Regions from separate parts of the Homo sapiens genome. Here all the other regions are linked to region 2. The links are chromatin contacts, found by Hi-C in ENCODE. All regions are on one chromosome and are shown on one strand. Each heading gives the region's core, a stretch centred on a gene start or an enhancer-like site at or near the end of the contact. The rest is flanking DNA. Distances are from core to core; before and after follow the strand shown. Region 1 holds the start of RAB3IP (RAB3A interacting protein). Region 2 has its middle 12 kb from the start of HELB. Region 3 has its middle 17 kb from the start of LYZ.

Region 1 (2,700 bases), core at 108-2,607, 3.4 Mb before region 2:
ATTCTGCCTCTTTTCTCCTTGATTTGTCATTCAGCACTGGAAGAAAAAAAAACCTTCATGAACAACAAAATGAGAAAAAGGATAATGAACAAGAACTGGGTCTTTCAACTGATTTACAATGGAACAGTTTTGTTGTAATCCTCTTATGGGCCCCTCCTCCAATTATGCAATCATTCCACTGCAAGAGATTACAAGGCTTTTAACCCGACACTGAACGGAAGGAGTTGGGGTGAAACAGGAGAGTGTATAACAGGTAGCCTCCGAACAGGCAACATTTCCATGAAACTAAATTGCCTCTCAGTAATCAGTACTAACTAACTCAGCGCTCGTGTCTTTCAAGACCTTACCCTTTCATCTTTTTTAATCCCATAACAACCGGCAACTCTTCACATGCTGCGACTTCCACCCAGCATCATCACTTCTGGAGCCAGTAAGCTCGCGCTTCCTGGGCGGTCGGGGCGAGTTGTCAACGCTGGGAGGGCAGAGCCATGCAATCCCACCCGTGCAGTTCGTCTCAACTCCCCCGAACACAAGTCTGGCGGCACGGAGCTGCCTACTTGGGCGCGACTCCGGGCGCCTGCCCGGAATTTCCCACCAGGTTTCACCGAAACCTCCCGAGGGTGACCTCTACGCCTCAGCACGGTGCCTCGCGCGTAGTTTCCTAAGACTGGGACACGAAACCACCCCAGGTCCACAGCCCTGCCGCGCGGCGTCCGGTGTTGTGAGCTGCTTCCGACTTGTTCGGGAACTCTCTCTTCATCCTCTTCGCGACCGCGGCCCTCCGCTCCCGGCCGCGCCCGCCCGCCGCCAGGTAACCCGCTGGACTCGGGCTCCCTGCCCCGGGCGCGCGGGACCGCGCAGTTAATGTGTAACGCGCCCGTGCCCGGGGGAGGAGCCGCCGCCCGACGCCCACCAGCAGCCCAGGGGGCGGCCGGCTGACCCGGGTCGCCAAAGTCCCCCCCACACGCCGCCCCCAAGGGCCCGGAGCCCAAGTGCCCAGGCGGAGAGCGAGCTCACCGGGCCTGGGCATCCCCCCGAACCCCCGCGTGCCGCGCCCTGCACGGCGCCAGCACCTGCACCTGCCGCGGCCGCCCCTCCTGGCCGACTCGCCAGAGGCGGGCGCGCGGGCGCCGAGGGGGGCGGTGCTCTACGCTCCGGGCCTCTCCCTCCCGCGGCCGCACTCACCTGAAGAACCCACCGCGGCCGCTGCCGGCGCTCAGGGGCGCTCACAGAGCCGCAGAGAGCGCGTCCCGAAGCAGCGAGAAACGGAGGAGGACGGCGAGCCCTTTCCGCTACACTCCACGGCGGCGGGCTCACTACGCCGGCAGCCGCCGAGGGAACGCGGGACTGCGCCTGCGCCGGAAGCGGGGCCGGGGGCCGGGAGCCGGGAGCGGCCGGTCCTCACGGAGGGAGGGCGGGGTAGGGGGGTGTGGCCGGCAGGGGCGGGGCGAGCCCGGCATGGGGCCTGGGGGCGGACGCGCTTCCGCGCCCCCTGGCGCCAGGCGGGGCTCGTCGCAGGTGTCACGGCCCTGGCCCGAGGTTCCTCCGCGGGCGGTTTCCCTGGGAACCAGCGCGAGCCGGAGCTGCGCTCTGTTTCGTCGGGCCCGCGCTCTGTTTCGTCGGGCCCGCGCTCTGTTTCGCCGGGCCCGAGAGGCGGCCTCAGGTTAACTTCAAGCATGTTGGGCTCTCCAGGAGGGAGAAGAGGCACCTTTGCCGTGGGTTGAGGACTCCTAGAACCAACCTGAGACTCCGCGGCCATATACACCTTACGACGTGTGTGTGTGTGGCGGGAGATGGGAGGGGAGGAATCCTGTAGAACCCAGATCCCATCATTCCAGCAACTGCCAGAGCGTTCGAGAATGTCATGTCTGTACCTGTCTTCTCTCATCTTTTGTGCCAACTGTTTTATCAAACTTCTACCCCACTTTAGGTCTTCCAGGTAGGAAAAATACAGAAAGAGCCAAGATCCCAAAAATCAAAAAAAAATAATAATAATAGAGGTAGTCATAGTATGTGTCTCTATGTTTAGCAAAAGAGAAACGTGCATTTGTGTGATACACTTATTGAATAGGACCATCATTCTGGGTATTAATCTCATCTATTAGAGGCAGTAAAGAAAAGTAGACTATATGTATGGTTGTTGGAGTCAGAATTACTGGGCTTGAGCCTGCCACCTGCTAGCTGAGTGACCTTAGGCAAATGAATCTCTCTAGCCCCAATTTTCTCATCAGTGAATGAGTATACAGAACCTGCCTCACTGAGTCATTAAGAGTTTAAATGGCTTAATTCATGTAAACACTTTGCGTACTTCATGACACAGAGTGCCTAATAAATATTAGCTATTGTTATTATACCATTATAACTATTATCATGCATCTGTAATCCAGAAACCTAGAAAGCCAGTGTTTCTTATTTTATACCCCATCGCCAATATATCACCAAGTCTTATTCATCCTAATTTCTAAATAATTCTTAAATCTATCTTATCTGATATTCATTGCCACTAGAAATGACCTTTCTCATTAATGGATTCCTATTCTCCCTTACACCTCATAGCTGGTCATTTATTCATCAGACATTTTATTGCACTCCATCTGTGTGCCTCCTGTTAGACATAGGGACAGAGAAACCATTACAAAGTCCCCACCATCCACGGACTCAAACATATATAGGGAGACAAGTATGTCAATAGTAGCTACG
Region 2 (2,700 bases), core at 45-2,544:
GCATTCCACAGAGTCACTCTTGTTGCAAAAGATAAACTACATTCAGATCAGCAGGTCTGTTTTCCTGATTTATTTTAAATGGCTGGAAATTTCCTCCATTTGTGACAAGATTTCATATACAACATCCACTTCTGGCCAAGAAGGGAGAAAATCATCCTGCATTGGAGAAAAGTGAGATATGAAGAACTAGGTTGGAATAATGATGAGCAAAAAGGGAAAGAATGACTGAAAGGGAGACAGGAAGGAGAATGTGGAAAGATAATGTGATGAAGATATGGACAGCAGATGCAGGGGAGTTTCAAAAGAGTTGGAAAATTCTCCTTTAAAAAACAAAGCCATAATGCAGTAATAACTCGTGTTACACAATGCAGAATTCATTAAAGAATGCAAAATCTCTGAGATTTTATTTTTGATGTAAGAAAACATAGGCTGTGAGTGGTGGCTCATGCTGTAATCCCAGCACTTTGGGAGGCCAAGGCGGGTGGATCACCTGAGGTTAGGAGTCTGAGACCAGCCTGGCCAACATGGTGAAACCCATTCTCTACTAAAAATACAAAAAATTAGCCGGGCGTGGTGGCAGGCACCTATAATCCCAGCTGCTCGGGAGGCTGAGGCAGGAGAATTGTTTGAATCTGGGAGGCTGACGTTGCAGTTAGCGGAGATGGTGCCACTGCACTCCAGCCTACGTGACAGAGCAAGACTCTGTTTTTGTTTTTGTTTTTTTTCTGAAAACAAACAAACAAAAAAACCCCAGAATTTGGAGAGTACAAAGACAATGCTTTCACACTCAGAAAACAGAACAATTTTATATATTTAACTTCCTCCCTTAATTATAAACAACAACAATTATAATGGCTAATACTGAGTGTTTACATTGTGCTTTCCACACATCACAAAGTCCTCTCCTTCAATTAACTCATTTACTCTTCACAAAAGCCTCATGAAATAGTTAACATTAAAGCATCTATCTTACTTATGAGGAAACTTCTGCTGAGAGGTTAGATAACTTGCTTAAAGTTGGGAGTGGCTGAACCATGACTTGAACCTAAGAAGTCAGGCTCCAGTGACCGTGCTCTTTGCTGCTACATGTTCAGGCACAGCTCTGTGTTCTAAATATCTCTGCATGCACCCAGGAACCAACCTGGGGCTGTGAGGAGGCATACACTGCAGCATAGTATCAATCTCCTTGATTTGTTGCCTCTCTTTTGTTTGAGATTTGTAAAACAGATACACACTTCTCTGGGACCTTAGGGTAAAACCACAACAGTTGCAAAGTTACCACAACCTCTTGTCATCTCTAAGTGACAAATAACTTGAATTGCAAGGTTACTTGTTTTTTACACTGCTGCTGGATGAGCCTGTAAGAACTCTGTACACAGGGGTCTAAGATAAATAGCACATTGATATGGCTTGGCGGTGTCCCCACCCAAATCTCATCTTGAATTGCAGCACCTGTAATTCCCACATGTCTTGGGAGGAACCTGGTGGGAGGCAACTGAATCATGGGAGTGGGTCTTTTCTGTGCTGTTCTCGTGATAGTGAATAAGTCTCGTGAGATCTGATGGTTTTAAAAAGGGGAGTTCTCCTACACAAGCTCTCTTGCCTACCACCATGTAAGACATCCTTTGCTCTTCCTTTGTCTTCTGCCATGATTGTGAGGCCTCCCTAGCAATGTGGAACTGTGAGTCCATTAAACCTCTTTCCTTTTAAATTACCTGGTCTCAGGTCTTTAAATCAGTCTTTATTCACGGCGTGAGAACAGACTGATATATGCTACATACAGGATAAATAAATGTTCTTTACCTCTTTCCTGGGTGGCTCTGTTTTGGAGAGATTATTGTTGGCTGACATCTTTCCCATAATATTTGGCCATAAGTTTTTATTTTGAGAGAAACTACTTTTGTCCAACTCTTCAAAAACTCCACCTATGATCTCTTTGCTAAATGATATCATTGTTGAAGTACAGCAGTAAGCACAAGATTTAAGCATTTCTGATTTAAGCACTACTCCCCGAATTGTGTTTTTCCTGGTTTTCTGAAATATCTCTATGAGGGCCAGGCATGCTGGCTTACGCCTGTAATCCCAGCACTTTGGGAGGCAGAGGTGGGTGGATCACTTGAGGTCAAGAGTTCAAGACCAGACTTGCCAACATGGTAAAACCCCATCTCTACTAAAAATGCAAAACATACAAACATCAGGCAGGCATGGATGGTGGCAGGTGCCTGTAATCCCAGCTACTCAGGAAGCTGAGGCAGGAGAATTGCTTAAACCCAGGAGGCGGAGGTTGCGGTGAGCTGAGATCACACCACGGCACTCCACCCCAGGCGATCCCCATGTCACATTCAGGGCCATCCCTGGGGATATTTTGCAGGTGCTCTGTCATGTAAACAGCTTAAGCCATTCCAAATCTATCTGTCGATACCATTTCAGTAGCTCAACTGCACAGAAACCTTAAAATACATACATACATACATACATACATACATACATACATACATACATACATATATGCATACATACTGTATTACCCAACGGGAGTTACTGGCTTGCCAGGTCACCCTCCCAAAACCTGGGCCTGGCCAGAGAATACCAGAGTGACTGTATAGGCAGGCTTCATGGAACTCCTCAGTGTATCTGGTTGACCTCATCCATGGGACAGAGGGTTAGAGAGCACCCCAAATGGAAGAACAAGGATGGGGG
Region 3 (2,700 bases), core at 113-2,612, 3.0 Mb before region 2:
CTGGCTTAGCTTGGGCTGAGAGGCCTGATAGTATTTACCTGAGACCGTGGTACCTGAGTTTTAATCATTCCTAGAACTACTCTCTTAACCATGTTAATTATCCACAAGTGTGTTTACTCAAGTTTACTCAAAGTGTGTTTACTCAAGTTTACTCAAAGCTTCTGTTGTTAATTGTATACTAAATAAATGCCTGGAGTTCGAGCTGCTCAGGGCCGTCCACAGTGACAAACCTCTCTAGGTGTGCAGGCGGCTGGACACTCAGCTGGACTGGCAAAACAGAATATCTGTGTGTCAGTGTACGTTTTATTCATCTGTCGTTTGGGTCAGGGTCTGAGGGCAGACCCCGCGGCTAATGCCTTCACGTGTGAGGAGCAATACCTCAGCTGGTGGCCTGTGTGAGGAAACCCGTGTGAGGAAAGCCCTGTGAGGAAAGCCGTGTGAGGCCAGTCAGGGGTCTGCAGAAACAGACTCCCCGCAGTTGGAGCCCCTCCTGAGGCAAGCTGCCTAGGAAGAGTGAGGACTGCCCTCATGAGGAAAGCTGCGAAGGAAGCGTGAAGGAAAAGCGACGGACCCCCCGGAAAACAAAGGTGAAGAAAGGAACCGCGCGGTCAAGTCAGTGAGTAATCAGCAAGTCATTGGTGCCCACTCAAAGTTACCAAGTTCTGGGGGAAGTTGGGTCAAGCTGAGTTTTCATCATGGGACCACAGTTATTAGCACAGCAGAAACATTATATGAAAGTATTAAAACAGTTACTTAAGGCTAGCGGAGCCTCAGTTTCACAGGCTCAATTAAGGGACCTAATCATCCATGCTAGACAAACTGTTGCAATGCAAACTCTTGTGATCCCAAGCCCGTGGTTCCCGGAAGAAGGAACGCTAGACGTAGAACTCTGGGAACAAATGGGGAGAAATCTTAACATGTGCAAAGGCAACAGGTCCCAGTAACAGCTTTAACGTTATAGGCTTTAATTAGAGCAGCCTTAGCTCTGTTACACGCAGAAGAGCCTAAAAAGAGCAAGGAGGAGAAAATGTCACCTGCCTTATCACCTCCTCTTCCCTCCACCCTAATATCACCGGGCCGAAATAACAGAGGAAACGGGGGTTTATACCTGAGCCTCCTCCTCCAATAGATAGGAAAAAAGACCTAGGATATGCTACAGCTATCAGTCCCTGTCTTAAGCGGGCAGCATTAGAAGCAGAGCTCTTACTCTGCCCAGTAATGCAGAATCGGCAAGGCAATCAGGTGTATGTTTATAAAAAGATAAGAAAAAAGGCATTAGGAGCCGAAAGCCGTGCAGCCGAGCAAGCAGTAAATAAAAAGAAAGGCTCGGCAGCCCGGAAGTTCACAGAAACAGAGCCAGCACAGGCAAAAGGCAGCGCTTTTACAAGAGTAAAACAGCTACCGCCCAGGGACCCGCCGGCTCAGCTCTCTAGCTCTGCAGGTGACCCAAGGCAAGTGCTCCTTGTTTACAAGCGACATCCCAGATTATAATTCTCTGCTAAAATTTAAGTAAAATGTAAGAATTTGAAAAACCTCTTTTCTGATAATGGCCACTGTTGCTCTCTCTCTCCTACCCCTGACGTAGCTCTCCAAATCCAATTTAGGTAAAACAGTAACCTCTGAAGGGAGAGAGATTACAGAAGGCCGATGAATTAGTTAAAGAGTAGTTAAAAGCTAGGCATGTAAAACCACACATTACCCTTTAAAGGAGAACTTTAAACCTAACTAAATCATATTTGTTAAATTAGAAGAAAAGTTGTATGTAAGTGTAGTGAAAGCATATGCATGAATGACTGTCGTAACCCACTGATTAGATAGTCTTTTGATTTCTACTTGCTAAAAGAGTCCTGAATTCAGTTTCCCAACTACTGGGTCACTGTTTTCAAGACTGTTGGCCAGATTAAAGTCCATAAACTTGATCAGCTTGAAAACTCAATTGCAAGATTTAAGCTGTTCTGCCTGTGGCTTTAAGCACATGGTTAAAGTATATTATTTAAGTTTCTGCTTCTAGAGATGCTTTCAGATTTTCTTTTTAAATTTCATGTTACTTATTTCAACTTGCCATCTTAATGATTAATGCAGTCAATTGCTAAGTTATAACCCTGATATCATCAGGATTCCTTTAAGTAAAAGGTAATTCGAAGCGGTATTGCACTTCCCCATACCTAATGCTTTAACACTGTTTACTGATGGGTCTGGTAAACATGGAAAAGCGGCAGTCTAGTAGAGACCACACAATTCCATCACTCAGAGTTTACTAGCACTCAGAGAGCTGAGGTTACTCTGTTTATTTATTAAAGAACTTTTACAGCATGAAGTTAGCTCTGGAGACCACTCTGTGTGCTCTTTTTCTCCGACTTCAGCAATTGCTACACCAACGTACACATCCTGTTTTTATTACACACATTCGAGCCCACAGCTCTCTGCCTGGCCCATTGGCTTATGGCAATGATCAAGCAGCTCTTCAGGTTGTAACATCACTGCTAGACCAAGCCACCCAATTGCATCAATTTTTCTACTAAAATTAGAGAAACTCATCTTAAACAACTTCAACTTATACAGAGATTGGCTAAACAAATTATCTGACGGTGCCCAGATTGCCAGCTCACAGGCACAGCCCCTCTTTCAACAGGTGTTAACCCTAGAGGATTGGAACCTAATCAGTTGTGGCAAACAGATGTTACATCCCTAAATTTGGGA

The links. A loop is a pair of places that touch in the nucleus more often than their neighbours do. Pooled maps may share reads with other maps.
Region 1: a loop to region 2 is called in a pooled map, with 3 times the contacts of the local background. The contact joins the promoter of RAB3IP here to the enhancer-like site in region 2. A Hi-C loop is called at or near these places in 1 of 50 pooled maps.
Region 3: a pooled map shows a loop between it and region 2 (6-fold over the local background). The contact joins two enhancer-like sites. A Hi-C loop is called at or near these places in 1 of 50 pooled maps.

Annotation. Positions count from the first base shown.
Region 1 is chr12:69,737,517-69,740,216 of GRCh38, reverse strand. RAB3IP (RAB3A interacting protein) reads right to left here and starts at 1,357. Exons shown (of 11, transcript NM_022456.5): 1 at 1,186-1,357. It overlaps LOC101928002 (a long non-coding RNA gene), which reads left to right and starts at 1,667. Exons shown (of 4, transcript NR_110072.2): 1 at 1,667-1,939. RefSeq lists a silencer at 780-1,609.
Region 2 is chr12:66,289,530-66,292,229 of GRCh38, reverse strand. No RefSeq gene overlaps it. Among named protein-coding and RNA genes, the nearest start is that of HELB, 12 kb to the left of the region's middle. Within about 2 kb of position 1,294, at least 2 of the 41 ENCODE cell types and tissues checked have a DNase peak (open chromatin) inside an H3K27ac peak, as active enhancers do.
Region 3 is chr12:69,329,818-69,332,517 of GRCh38, reverse strand. No RefSeq gene overlaps it. Among named protein-coding and RNA genes, the nearest start is that of LYZ, 17 kb to the left of the region's middle. RefSeq lists enhancers at 1-348, 1,189-1,348. Within about 2 kb of position 1,362, at least 18 of the 41 ENCODE cell types and tissues checked have a DNase peak (open chromatin) inside an H3K27ac peak, as active enhancers do.